Regions from separate parts of the Homo sapiens genome. Here region 2 is linked to region 1. Evidence: chromatin contacts called from ENCODE Hi-C or POLR2A ChIA-PET data. All regions are on one chromosome and are shown on one strand. Each heading gives the region's core, a stretch centred on a gene start or an enhancer-like site at or near the end of the contact. The rest is flanking DNA. Distances are from core to core; before and after follow the strand shown. Region 1 holds the start of PAXX (PAXX non-homologous end joining factor). Region 2 holds the start of MAN1B1-DT (MAN1B1 divergent transcript).

The links. A loop is a pair of places that touch in the nucleus more often than their neighbours do. ChIA-PET counts read pairs that join two places held with the same protein, here RNA polymerase II (POLR2A). Pooled maps may share reads with other maps.
Region 2: a map of ascending aorta shows a loop between it and region 1 (2.2-fold over the local background). The contact joins the promoter of MAN1B1-DT here to the promoter of PAXX in region 1. A Hi-C loop is called at or near these places in 2 of 168 maps with a recorded cell type or tissue (ascending aorta and naive thymus-derived CD4-positive, alpha-beta T cell), 4 of 37 single-sample maps with no recorded cell type and 14 of 50 pooled maps. POLR2A ChIA-PET finds 5 or more read pairs at or near these places in 23 of 52 experiments (A549, BJ, CD4-positive, alpha-beta T cell and 18 more).

Annotation. Positions count from the first base shown.
Region 1 is chr9:136,988,354-136,994,701 of GRCh38, reverse strand. It overlaps PAXX (PAXX non-homologous end joining factor), which reads right to left and starts at 2,280. Exons shown (of 7, transcript NM_183241.3): 1 at 2,140-2,280; 2 at 2,002-2,062; 3 at 1,728-1,777; 4 at 1,459-1,649; 5 at 1,291-1,359; 6 at 1,038-1,122; 7 at 726-936. The coding sequence starts at 2,258. The coding sequence ends at 897. CLIC3 (chloride intracellular channel 3) reads left to right here. Exons shown (of 6, transcript NM_004669.3): 6 at 1-94. The coding sequence ends at 21. RefSeq lists an enhancer at 1,545-2,087 and silencers at 2,045-2,424, 2,435-2,724, 4,171-4,465.
Region 2 is chr9:137,082,898-137,089,245 of GRCh38, reverse strand. It overlaps MAN1B1-DT (MAN1B1 divergent transcript), which reads left to right and starts at 2,429. Exons shown (of 1, transcript NR_027447.1): 1 at 2,429-4,300. MAN1B1 (mannosidase alpha class 1B member 1) reads right to left here and starts at 2,261. Exons shown (of 13, transcript NM_016219.5): 1 at 2,028-2,261; 2 at 1,063-1,171; 3 at 241-377. The coding sequence starts at 2,246. UAP1L1 (UDP-N-acetylglucosamine pyrophosphorylase 1 like 1) reads right to left here. Exons shown (of 9, transcript NM_207309.3): 9 at 4,708-6,348. RefSeq lists silencers at 1,898-2,127, 2,678-2,907, 5,493-5,727 and enhancers at 2,108-2,337, 5,505-5,834.

The DNA.
Region 1 (6,348 bases), core at 1,031-3,530:
CCCGCCGTGCACCCCCGCTAGCGCCCCACCCCGCGTCTGTCGCCCAATAAAGGCATCTTTGTCGGGAGTGAGGGTGTCCTGACATCTGAAGGGCCAGAGGTCTCGGGATCACTTCCCATCCCCAAACCCCAGGGTGGGACGCTCAGCCCGATAGCCCAGAACCACAGGGGCAGGAGCGCCGGGGGTCGGGCCGGTCCCATCCTCCACGCTAAGAAGGCGCAGACTCCAGGCCTCCTGCAACCGGTGGCCTCAGGGATCTCCAGGACCGGACTGGGCTCCCAAACCAGTCAGGCCGGGGTGGGGCGGGGTGCCCCAGGTGGATGGGGGCTGGCACATTCCTCAATCCTGTCCCGGGGCAGGCGCTCCCCTCCCCGCAGGGCACTTCCAGTGTCTCAGGGTCTACACGGGACTTCTGTCTGCATCCTCCCACGGGGCTCCGTGCCCTACCTGGGTGCGGCCTGGGAGGGTGGGAACAAAGTTCTAAGCCTTGGGGAGCCCTGGCCCTGCCTGGCTGGGCCCCTCTCAGCTCCTGGGCTGGCAGGGCTGGAATAGCTGGACGGTCTGAGAGTGCTCACCTCCCTCCGGCCCAGCAAGGAAGTCTCCAGGGAGCTGAGAGGCTGCAGCATCTGTTCACATCCTGTGGCCCTACACCCAGAACACAGGCCCAGGGGTGTTCCCTGATCCCTTCCCAGGCCAGTGCCAGGAGTCAGAGCCCCACCAGAGCCTCCAACCAAGGGAGCTGTTTATTTGACAGGGAAGGAATTTGAGGAGCCGTGTTAGTCCTGGCCCAGGACAGGCAGGTGGAGGTGGTGGCGGGGGGTCTCTGATGGGGGCCTCAAAGACTGCCTCTCCCCTCATAGGCGGACTCCCCGCGGGGCCACGCTTGTGCTGCACCTTCAGGTCTCATCGAAGTCCACGCCACCAGCTGGTTTCTTACTGGGAGGGAAGAGGGGTGTCACTATGGCACTATGGTGTGGAGAAAGGGGTGGGGTCCAGGATTGGACCCTGGGCGCAGGAAGGGGGCTGTGGGAGGGTACCTCTTGAACCCGGGGTTGATGAGCGACTCTCCTGGACACCGCCTCCTGACTCCAGGTCCAGGGCCACCTCTCTGGGGATCTGGGTCTGGGGGAAAACAGGACAGGGGCAGCTCCTGAACCTGGCAGCATCCCAACCACAACCTTCTCCGAATAGATAGGCATTCTCTCTGGAGCGTGAGTCTTGTTTGGGGGGAAACTGAGTTCCAGGTTAAAGAGCACAGCCCTACTTGAGTCACAGGCGGACATGCCTTACCTGGTAAGAAGAGCTGAGGCCCTGCAGGCCGGGGGCTCTTCCTCGGGCTGACAGCTGTCTCTTCTGCAGCTGGGGAGGAAAGCCCATGGGAACCCCACTCAGTGCCAGGAGTGGGGGCAAGAGCAGGGGACCCCAGTGAAGGTATGAGGTGCCCACCCCCAATCCTACCTGCCAGTCGCCGCTCCAGGCTCCACACGCGTTTTGCCAGGCCCAGTGTCAGCGCCCGCAGCCTGGGGGCTGCCTCTGGGCCTGGTACCTTGGAGAGGTCAAAGGCCAGTGCCGAGGGCCCCCCTGAAAGCGTCAGGGATGCTCTGTCCTCCTGCAGAGTCAGAGCCACAGCTTGCTGCTCACAGGCTGCCCTGGGAGAGGAGAGGTGCGGAGAGCTGTGGCAGACCCTCCTCCTCCCCACCCGTCCTTCCTCCCTGCTTGGGTCTCACCTGAACCGGGGGGTGATGTCCTCAGCCGCACTCAGGCCAAAACGGGCTTTCTAGAGAGCACAGGGGCTTGTCACGAGCTGCCTGGAACCCGAGGCCCACTGGGGGCACCCGAAACCTGCCCGACCCCAGAGCCCTAGCCAATGGGAGGACTACAGCTACAGGGCGGGCAGAGGGTGTCAGAGCCTTCTGGGGAATCCCAGATGTCTGTCGCCCCATAGACGATCTGCACTGCAAGGAGGGGTGTGGCGGCTCCCAGACCCGCCCAGTTACCCACGAGGGCCGCCAGGCTGTCCGGCGTGAAGCAGGTGCTCCAAAGCTCCGCGGCGTCGGTCACGCTGGGGGAGAAGGCCTGTCAGGCGGGGCCGCCCGCGGAGCTCCCTGCACCCCTACCTCCCCGCGGACCCCCACTCACTAGAGGTTGAAGCCGCCGCGGTCCCCCTCCCCGCTTTCCTCCCCTTCGCAGTAGCACACGAAGCGGGGCGGCTCGGGGCCCGGCGGCAGCGTGCAGAGCGGCGGCGACAGCGGATCCATGGCGCCGGGCGAGCGGGAACCCGGCGGGGCGGGGCTTGGGCGCCGGGAGGGGCGGGGCTGTGCGGGCTCAGGGCTCCTGCGCGGAAGAACGACTTCCGGAGCCGGGTGCAGGCCAGTCGCGGGCTTAGGGAGCTTGCGCGGGGCGGAGTCTGGTTGGGGGCGGGGTCTGTGTGTGGAGGCGGGGTTAGGGGCGGGGTTATGAGGGTGGGGGGATTCGGGGCGGGGCTAAAGGCACAGGCCGGGCCGCGCGGACCCGGTACCCGCGCGGGCTTCAGGCGACTAGAGGCCGAGTTTAGTGCGCGGGGCGGGCCGGAGCAGGGCGTCCTGGGTCAGGGATCCAGAGGCCCTGCCCCCAGCGCTGGCCTCGCCGGTCGTGGGCTCCACGGCGCGATCCCGGGCTCTGGCCCTCGCGCCCGCGAGCAGCCCCACTCGAACCTCGCCCCCTCCCGCCCCCGCCCCGGCTCCAAGTCCAGCCGAGTCCAGGTTCCCTCCGTGGCTCTGCGGATACATCCTGGAGCCCCGCCCTTCCATCGTCTTCACACACAAACCGGAAGCTTCCTAACTCTAATCGTAAGAAGTTACGGTTGGTCCGGCAAGGTGACTCACGCCTGTAATCCCAGCACTTTGGGAGGCCGAGGCGGGCAGATTGCCTGAGGTCAGGAGTTCGAGACCAGTCTGGCCAACATGGTGAAACCCCGTCTCTACTAAAAATACAAAAAAATTAGCCAGGTGTGGTGGCGCACGCCTGTGAGGCAGGGGAATTGCTTGAACCAGGGAGGTGGAGGTTGCAGTGAGCCGAGATCGCGCCACTGCATTCCAGCCTGGGCAACAGAGCGAGACTCTGTCTCAAACAAACAAAAAAAGAAGTCACAGTACAGAGCGATCTCCAGGGAAGAAGGCTTCTGCGCTCTCTGTCCCGCGCATGGTATTCCTCCAGCTCCTCCTACGTGCCTGTTGTCCTAGGCCTGGATATCGATCAACAGACAAGGTCTCTGACTCCCTGGAGCTTCTAGGATCCAATAGGAGAGACACCACACTCTCAGGCAGGGCCAAGCGCCAGGAGAAACTGCAGCGGGTGCTATGAGGGCAGGAGGAAGAGGATGGCTCCCACCAGGGACAGGGAGATCCCAGGCGGAGGCCTGGCCACATAAATAATGGTTCTGTTCAAGGCTCGGCAAGAAGGCCAGGTTGGCAGCATGGTGCTGTGGGGAGGGCCAGTGGGTCTGTAAGCTACGCTTCCATATCGGAGTGCTCCCACAGCAAGCCTGCCTCACCTCCTCCTGCTTCCCAGTTCACTCCCAGTCCTGGCTCCTGCCCCCTGGGCCTCTGCACATGCTGCTGTTTCTGCCTGGCACATCCTTTCCCCAGACTCACATGCTTCCTTCAGGTCTTTACTCAAAAGTCACTTTAGTGAGACCTTCCCTGGTGTTGTTCTGACATTGCAGCATGCTGCCCAGCTCTCACATCCCTCTCTCCTGTCATTTCCCTATTTTTCACACTTCTCACTGTAGAAAGTACACTTTGGCTTGCTTTATTCTGGCAGCTAGCTCCCTGTTATACCCTCCTGGGTTTAGACTTTTCTGCACTCCCCTCCCCTTGGGCTGGACTTTATTAATGACTTGCTTCTGGCAACTAGAATAGGACAAAATTGCTCTTGAATTGCTGGGTGTGACATGAGGCAGCCCTAAGGGGATGACCATGGCCAGCAAGGGAACCGGGAAGCTGACGCCCCAGCTGAGCCTTCCCATGAGACCACATCATCGGCCGGCAGCTTGACCACAGCCTCCTGAAACTTTGTGTCAAAGGCCCAGAGTCCTGCCTGGCTGACACTGGGAGATAATGCATGCCTGCTGGTTAAGCAGCTGCATTTGGGGTAACCTGTCACTCTGCAGTAAGTGACCACCAATACACTTATTTACCCTGCTTATTGTCCATCACCCCAGGAGGTCCATGAGGGCAGGGATTTCTGTCTGTTTTACCTGCCAGTGTATCCGTCTCTTCAGCGCTTACACAATGGCTGGCACATACAGACACTGAATAAACATTGTGAATGAATGAATGGGGGGTGGTGGCTGTTGGAGGTTTAAGCAGGGGTGGATGGGAAGTGGCACGTCTGACTTATGTGTGTGAAGTCCGTATTCTGTGCTGTGAGGAGAGAGGACGGGGGCTGCAGAGGAGAGGGGTGGACCATGGGCTCGGACTGGAGGTGGAGGGAGGAGGAGACAAAGAACAATCAAGGATGGCCCTGGCATTTGGGAAGAGTGGAAAGGGGAGATTCATCCCCAAGATGACTGGGGTGGGGCAGATTTGGAGAGGACTGGGGGGCCTCTTCTTTGTCATGTGAACTCTGAGATGCTGGCTGTAGCAGGCCCCAGATATCAGGCCCTAATCCCTGGGACCTGTGAATGCTATTGTCTATGGAAGATGCTGGGCACTGCATTCCAGCCTGGGCAACAGAGTGAGATCCTGTCTCCCCTTCCCCCCAAAAAAAGGAAAGAAAAGAAAGGAGTGTTTGCAGATATTCCCTTGAGATGGGGTGATTATCCTGGATTGCCCAGGGAGGCCCTCAGTGCCATCTCAAGGGCCTTTTAAAAGTGAGGCAGAGGAAGCTTTGAGACAGAAAAGAAGGCAGCATGGCATGGAGGGAGGAACTGGAGCGATGCAGCCCACAAGCCAAGGATTACAGGCTGCTATCAGAAGCCAGTGTTGTGACCAAGCGAGTTATACAGAAACGCCACACTTTGAGACAAATTAAAGAGTCCGTTATTAGCCGCGACTGAGAGGCAGCTAACGCTCAAAATTCTCTCGGCCCCGAGGAAGGGGCTAGTTTTGTTTTTATACCGTGGTCTAAATAGGGGAGGGGGGATTTTAGCTGAAGCAATTTTTACGGAAGCAGAACTGGCAAAAAGTTAAAAAAATTAATTGGTTACAAATGCAGTTACAAAAAATAAACAGTTCCAGGTGCAGAGGCTTAAACTATCACAAAGAGATAAATGCAGGGGTTTTGGGTGCCATCCACCACGCGTGTCCCCAGGAGCTGCTGGTGCAGCTTGCCTCAATGTCTTATCAGTAGGTGCATTCCTGGACGTGCTTTGAGTCAGTTTACACTAGCTATGCCTTCAGGGAGGAAGGTGAAAGGGGGCCGCAGGTGAAGAAACTAAAATGGAGTGTGTCCGGCTCTCTCTCTGCCAGGAGAGGGTCACTCAGGTGGAAACAAGGTAGGGTATCCCACCAGAAGAGGCCAGGCCCAGTGGCTCATGCCTGCAATCCCAGTGCTTTGGGAGTTCAGAGTGGGAGGACTGCTTGAGGCCAGGAGTTCAAGGCCAGCCTGAGCAAGACAGCAAGACCCATCTCTAAAAAGAAAACATTAGCCAGGCATAGCGATGCATGCCTGTAGTCCCAGCTACTTAGGAGGCTGAGGCAGGAGGACTGCTTGAGCCCAGGAGTTCAAGGCTTCAGTGATCTGATCGCGCCATAGTACTCTGGCCTGGACATCAGAGCAAGACTCTGTCTCAACAACAACAAAAAAAGAAGACAAAGAAGCTAGAAGAGGCAAGGAAGGTTTCTCCCCTAGAGCCCTCGGAGGGAGCACAGCCCGGCTGATACCTCGACCCTATTAAACTGATTTTGAACTCTGGCTTCAAGCTACAAGTTTGTGATAATTTGTGGCAGCTGTAGGAACTGACACAAGACCAGAAACAAAGATTAGTTCCAAAACATGACGAGAAAACTGCAAAACCTTCATTTAACTAGCCTCAGGCTGGGTCCGTGTGGACCTCAGGTGTTTATTTTACACTTTGGCTCACACCCTGGTGTCATGTTCTGTTTCGTGGCTCACATCGGGCCAGCTTCATCTACTGGCAGCAGCTTTTCCACTGGCTTCCACCACGTCCTTCTCTGAGATACTTTTTTATACTTTTTTTTTTTTTTTTTTTTTGAGACGGAGTTTCGCTCTGTCGCCCAGGCTGGAGTGCAGTGGTGCGATCTCGGCTCACCGCAACCTCTGCCTTCCAGGTTCAAGCGATTCTCCTGCCTCAGCCTCCCGAGTAGCTGGGACTACAGATGCCCACCACCACACCTGGCTAATTTT
Region 2 (6,348 bases), core at 1,180-3,679, 94 kb before region 1:
CTTATTCAACACTGCACAGTCAGAAGTAAAACCGGAACTGGCCATGGCTGGTCTTCAAAAAGAATGAAGCAAAGACTACGCCTCTCTTTCCCCAAGTATTATCCGACCAGTCCAAAACGAGAGAGAGGTAAACACGTGGTAATAAATGGTAAAGGAAAATAATTCTTCTCAATCTTCAGTGGTTTGAAATGCCTCTGGATTGAACCCCAGTTATAACCCCACACCATTTGCTCAAAGTACCTGTGACGAAATCTCAGGTAAGTTCTCAGGGTCGGTGTCCGCCTTCTGAGGAGCTGGTAAGACGGGTGGATTTGCTGGTTTTAACCCAGCAATTTCTGGCCTCATCTTCTGCTCTTCCTCTAGCCTGAAAGCCAGAGCTGAATAACAGAAGCTATTTTATTTCAAATATGCCACAAGGCCTACAAGAGATTTAAACTGCTTTATAAAAACACTTGGCAGGCACTATCCATTACAAATCAACATTATGATACCTGATAGTCACTGAAATGAATTCAACAATGTCCCAAGGGAATGAAATCTTTTTCAAAACACTTGGCAGTTTGTGTCCTTGTCCATAACACAGAACCCCACATCTTTTGCCTTCCTATTTTCCATTCAGGGACGTTCAGCATGTGGCAGGTGGGCAGGAGCCCTTTAGCTTTGCTCCAAAGAGAAGCATCTTAGACCAAGTGAGAAGAGATTCTCCACATCCTCACCAGAACTCTGCCTGGTCTTTTCCAAACACACGCTAATGAGTGCTACGAAATTTGTGTGGTTATTTAGGCTGAGTGTTCAAGCCCACCAGCTGACTTACTCTATAAGGGAGGCTGGACATATCAGTACTTACACCAGAGACCTAGAAAGTAGTCAGACAGCATCAAATTAACATCTGTGTTCTAGCCAGGTGGTTACATACAGCTCTACCTTTCTCTTTATCTTGATTTCTTGCCAATTCGTTGCCATATATGCCTCCTGGAGCTGTTTAAGGTAGAATGCAAGATTGCTTCTGCCCAATCAACCCTCAACACAGATATCGTTTTCAAGTACACGTGTTTCTGATACCTTTCCAATGGTCAGCCAAGTTGATGTAGAAGAGGAGTCCACAGAAAAGCAGAAAGGCAAGGAGGAAGAGAATCATATTCCGCTGCAATCTCGACAGTTGCTTCCATTTCTAAGGGAGGTACAGAGAATGACATTTCTTACTGAATATATCACACGGAACGTCTCAACTGTCACAAACTGTGAGGACAATAAGGAATTCTTCTGGAAGATCCAGTGTTCAGCTCTATTTCTTTTTTTTTTTGGAAACAGGGTCTCATTCTGTTACACCTAGGCTGGAGTGTAGTGGGTGGAACGCGGGATGAGCCACCGTGCCCGGCCAGCTCTATTTATTTTGAATGGGGAGAAGTTCCCTCTCAGCAGGGAGTAGGAACATTGCTGGGACAATACTACAGATGTCGTTAATACAGTGGTGCAGATGAGACGAGGATAAGAAAAAAGCAGAAACATTTCTGTCACATTTCATCAACAGTGGAGAAAGACTCCTGCGACTCCCACAGATGTAGCCCAGGCACCGCCCAGGCGATGCACAGTCCGCATGTGGTTATCAATGCCCTTCGGCCTGAGACCACCACGAACAGACCAGGAGCCAATCAAGAGGGGCTCATTTCTCACTGTACCGAGGGGAGCATACACCACGGGGAACCTCCGGTTTCCGCTCCAAGAGGGGCAGGCGCCTGGGCCAGGACCTTGCAGAAAAGCGAACGAAGCCCAGAAAACCTGCTGGGGCTCTGAGCCCTCTTCCCACCACCGCCCCGCAGAATTTGGGCCGCTGAGACCGCTGCAGGCGAGCCGCCCACGGCTGCCCCAACCAGGAACGCACATTTGCCCCTTTTTGCGGGGAAGGGGTGGAGAGGGCGGCGCCTGGGGAGTCGAGTCCGCCCGCCCAGGTCCCGCTCGGAGCCGCAGTCTGGGAGGGCGGCGGGCACGGCAGCCCCGGGCCCCAGTCAGCCCGGCGCGACCCTCACCCTCCAGCACGAGCGCCGCCGCCAACTCTTGCTGTTGTCATAGTTCTCGCCAAAGCTCAGCGTCACCGAGATGAAGTCCCGATGAGGCGGCGGCGGCGGCGGTGGGTACATGACTACAGTGGTGGCGACGGCCCAAGGGGCCCCGCCCACTGGCGGCGTCAGGAAGTCCGACTGAGAGGAACCGAGAGCTCCGCTTCTCCTGCCCTCGCAGGCAGCCATCGCAGCGCCGTCAACAGCCCGCCCATCACACGGATACGCGACTGCGCGTGCGCTGCGTCTCTATGCGGCCAGTGCGCCCGCGCCTGTCTCCGCTGCGCTCCAGCGTACGGGGCTGCGTCCTACGGCGACTGCGTCAGACAACTGCTGCGACTCCGCCCTGCCCTCAGGTTCATTGCGCATGCGTCCGGCAGCGCCTGCCCAGGTGTGCTACGAGCGTAGCTGTAGCAACGGGGCGGGCCTTGGTTCGCCTGGGGCGTGGTCGCTGTCTGGGGCTCCCACGTGGTTCGCCTCATGGGCCTGGAGCTGGGCTTCTCTCGCCTCCTGTCGTCTGGCTGCACCGACTTTGCCCACGCCCTCACGGGAGACGCAGACACTAGGGACCCGGGGAGGCGCCCGGGCGGGGCCGCCATGTTGGCAGAGAGTCCCAGCGTCCCGCGCCTCGGTTCCGGAACCCGCGGCGCGGGGATGGAGCTGGGCTGCCCTTGGGCGCCGTCCTGGGCTGGTGCCCACCCTGGCCGCGTGGTCACCGGCAAGAAGCCCAGGGCCTCACCCAGGCGTGGGGGCCGGGGGAAGGACCGGACCCTCCCGAAGTCGCGGACCAGGCCGGGCGGCACCCGGGCTGGGGTGGCTGCTACCCCGAGCTAAGCTGGCTGCGCCGCATCTCACGGTCCCCGGGGCCCGAGCGCTGCGCCTGGACCGGCGCCGAGCGAGGCGGCCAATCGGCCGGCTGGACCCACAGTCCCCGCGCCATAGGCGGGTCGGGGCTTTCAGACCCGGCTCCCAGCCCTCGAACTCGGTAACCTTGGAGGTCAGCTTGAGATGACTGCGCTTCCTGCACGCGTTGTCCTCCCCAGAAACGCCCAAAATGGCAAAGCGGCGTCCGTGGCCGCCCGAGGCCCTCCCTGCCTGGGTTCTCCCCAGCCGAACCTCACGCCCGGCCCCTCCTTCATTCTCTCCTGGCCAGGCTGCTCCTGCCCTTGGGCGAATCCGCTGCGTCCCACGGTCCTGACTGTGGCATTTCTGCGTGTCTGGAGAGCTCCCCCGGCAGCGACGTCCTGCTTAGCACGTGGCTCGTCTAACTCTGTTCCCCTGGCCTCCTGCTCTTCTAGGGGTCATCTTTAGGTTTCTGCTGGTCTCTGCCCCCTGTGACACTTGCTGGTACCCAAATGAAGTCGTTTATGTCACACTCTAACAAGAGGCCCTGAAGAAGCCCTCACAAAAACATTAGCAACGGAGCGCCTGCGGCAAACCCTTCTAACCTTTGGTCTTTATGGTTTCAAAGCAGTTTATGGGAACTTCTCTTTTTTAAAAGATTCCCCTTGGGGCCAGGCGCGGTGGCTTCTGTAATCCCAGGACTTTGGGAGGCCGAGGCAGGTGGATCACTTGAGGTCAGGAGTTCAAGACTAGCCTGGCCAACATGGTGAGACACCCGTCTCTACAAAAAACACAAAAAAATTAGCAGGGCATGGTTGGTGGCAGGCACCTGTAGTCCCAGCTACACGGGAGGCTTAGGCAGGAGAATTCCTTGAACCCAGGAGGTGGAGGTTGCAGTGAGCCGAGATGGCACCACTGCACTCCAGCCTGGGCAACAGAGCAAGACTCTGTCTCAAAAAAAAAAAAAAAAAAAAAAAAGAAATTTCCCGTGGGCGGGGCACAGTGACTCATGCCTGTAGTAATCCCAGCACTTTTGGAGGCCAAGGTGGGCAGATCCCCTGAGCTCAGGAGTCCAACCTGGGCAACATGGTGAAACCCCTGTCTCTACAAAAAATAAAAAAATGAGTCCAGTGTGGTGGTGTGCACCTGTGGTCCCAGCTACTCTGGAGGCTGAGGTGGGAAGACCACCTAAGCCCCAGGAGGTCGAGGCTGCAGTGAGCCATGATTGCACCACTGCACTCCAGCCTGGGCAACAGAGTGAGATCCAGTCTCAAAAAAAAAAAATTCCCCCTTTCCTCAATCCCCACCCCACCCCCCCACCACATGCCTGTGACCCACTGAGGCTTGCATACTCTGCATTGCAATTATGTGTTATTCTTGATTAAATTCATTTATTCTGGAGAGCCTGAGTTTCTCTTTAGGTTGACACCACTCACTCTTGTCAGTCCCTGGAGTACCCCAAGCATCCTCACGTGGTTAGCAGGGAAACCTTGGCATCTCAAGGATGCAGGTGCAGGAGAGCGAGTCTCCAGGCTGTCAGAGCTGAGCATGCAGAAGCCTGCCCTGGAGAGCGCCCCGAGGTTCCTGACCGCAGGTTGTCTCAGGCCCTCCTGAGACCCTGGTGAAGAGTGGGATGGGACCGCGGGGGGATTCCTTGGCACCCCAAGTAGTCTTGGCCTTCATGTGTGAACTCCTGTCCCTAAGGGGGCCCCCAGTGAGCTCCAGCCCTGGGACACAGCTGTGAACACCTGATCCTTGTTCCCAACACCCGTGCACTGCCCAAAAACTGCACTTGCCAGAGTAGCAGTCAATTACGGCACCTTGTGTTTATTGGAAATATTCCACCTACAGAACATTAAGATGCCAGCAACCGGCCCGGCGCGGTGGCTCACACCTATAATCCCAGCACTTTGGGAGGCCGAGGTGGGTGGATCACGAGGTCAGGAGATCGAGACCATCCTGGCTAACACGGTCAAACCCCATCTCTACTAAAAATACAAAGAATTAGCCAGGCGTGGTAGTGGGTGCCTGTAGTCCCAGCTACTAGGGAGGCTGAGGCTGGCCTGGAGGTTGCAGTGAGCCAAGGTCACGCCACTTCACTCCAGCCTGGGCAACAAGAGTGAAACTCCGTCTAAAACAAACAAAAAAAAAGACTTCACCCAACTAACTGTGCTTGTGTAGAAAGAGGTTGCATCCCTGTTCCAGTCATGGCCATGAGGAACAGCTATGAGAAGGGCCCTAAGGCACAGCATGGTTTGCAGTAAGAAGGGCAGAGCCAGGGAGAGAGAAGTAAACATCATCTTCTGGGCTTTGGTTTCAAAAATCACAAGGTGTGGGCCTGAGCCTGCTGCCTGCCCAGGTCTGGGCGCCTCCACTCAGCCACTGTCCTCCCAGTGCCTCTAAATCTGGAAGGCTGCATCTGAACCTGCCCTTCCAGACAACACCCCTCCCCTGGGAAACCAATGGGGATGAGTAGTGGCCCTCCACTGGGGACTGTGGGTTTCGAGGTGGGGGCAGAGGATGAGTTGGCAGCAGTGGCATATCATAGCTCTCTTCATGTCAGCAGGGAGAGGGAGGTGCCACTGCCTCCCCTGAGATGAGAAAGCAGGCGAGAATCACCAGGGGAAGAACCCTGGGGCAGCTGGCTTGTCCCAGCCATGCCTGAGTGCACCAAATATGGAGGCTGCGTCCTCACTCGGAGAGCCAGGCAGCCTGAGCACCAAGATCCGTCAGAAGCAGCAGGCAGCTGGGGTGAGGGGTGGTGCCTCTGACTCATGAAATCCCGGATTAGTCAGCAACCATCACAGAGGCCGCCGGCATTGATCCCACTGGTTCTTGGGGAAGCACAGAAAACTCAGCAGCCTAAACCGACCATGGAAGAGGCTGAGAGGCAGAGGCCTTGGGGATAGATGGGGAGAAGGCAGGAGTACCGGCCGCAGGCTCAGGTGTCCAGGCCAAGCTTCTCAGAGCCACCTGGATCATGGACATCAGGCTCTTTCTGTGGCCTTGCTGGGCATCCAGGGTGTGTGGGCTGGGATGCCCCAGCCTTGCCCCCATTACTGGTTCGTCTGCTAAGGAAGAGGGGGCAGCCCTCGAGTGGGTGGAATTGTCCCCCTCATTCTGGTTCTGCATCTGTAGGCTGCAGAAGCACATCCTGTGTAGCTTATGCAGCTTCTAGTGCTCGGTGGGGTGTGGTGGATCCACAAGGCGGGCTCCCAAAGGGACATGCCCTCCTGTTCTCCCCAGATGACACCACACCTCCCTTGGGCCCCAACCCGAAGCCTCCTCTCAGCCCCATTCTCCCAGGTCCCAAGTCCCTCTGCCTCTTGACTAGACCCCACAGCCAGGAATGGAGCCACAGAGCCCCCAGCAGGCTGTCGCCACTTGTGTCCAGAGGCGACAGGAGAGGCCCTGCCCTCGTGGAGTCTACCAGCATGTTTCATTCTGT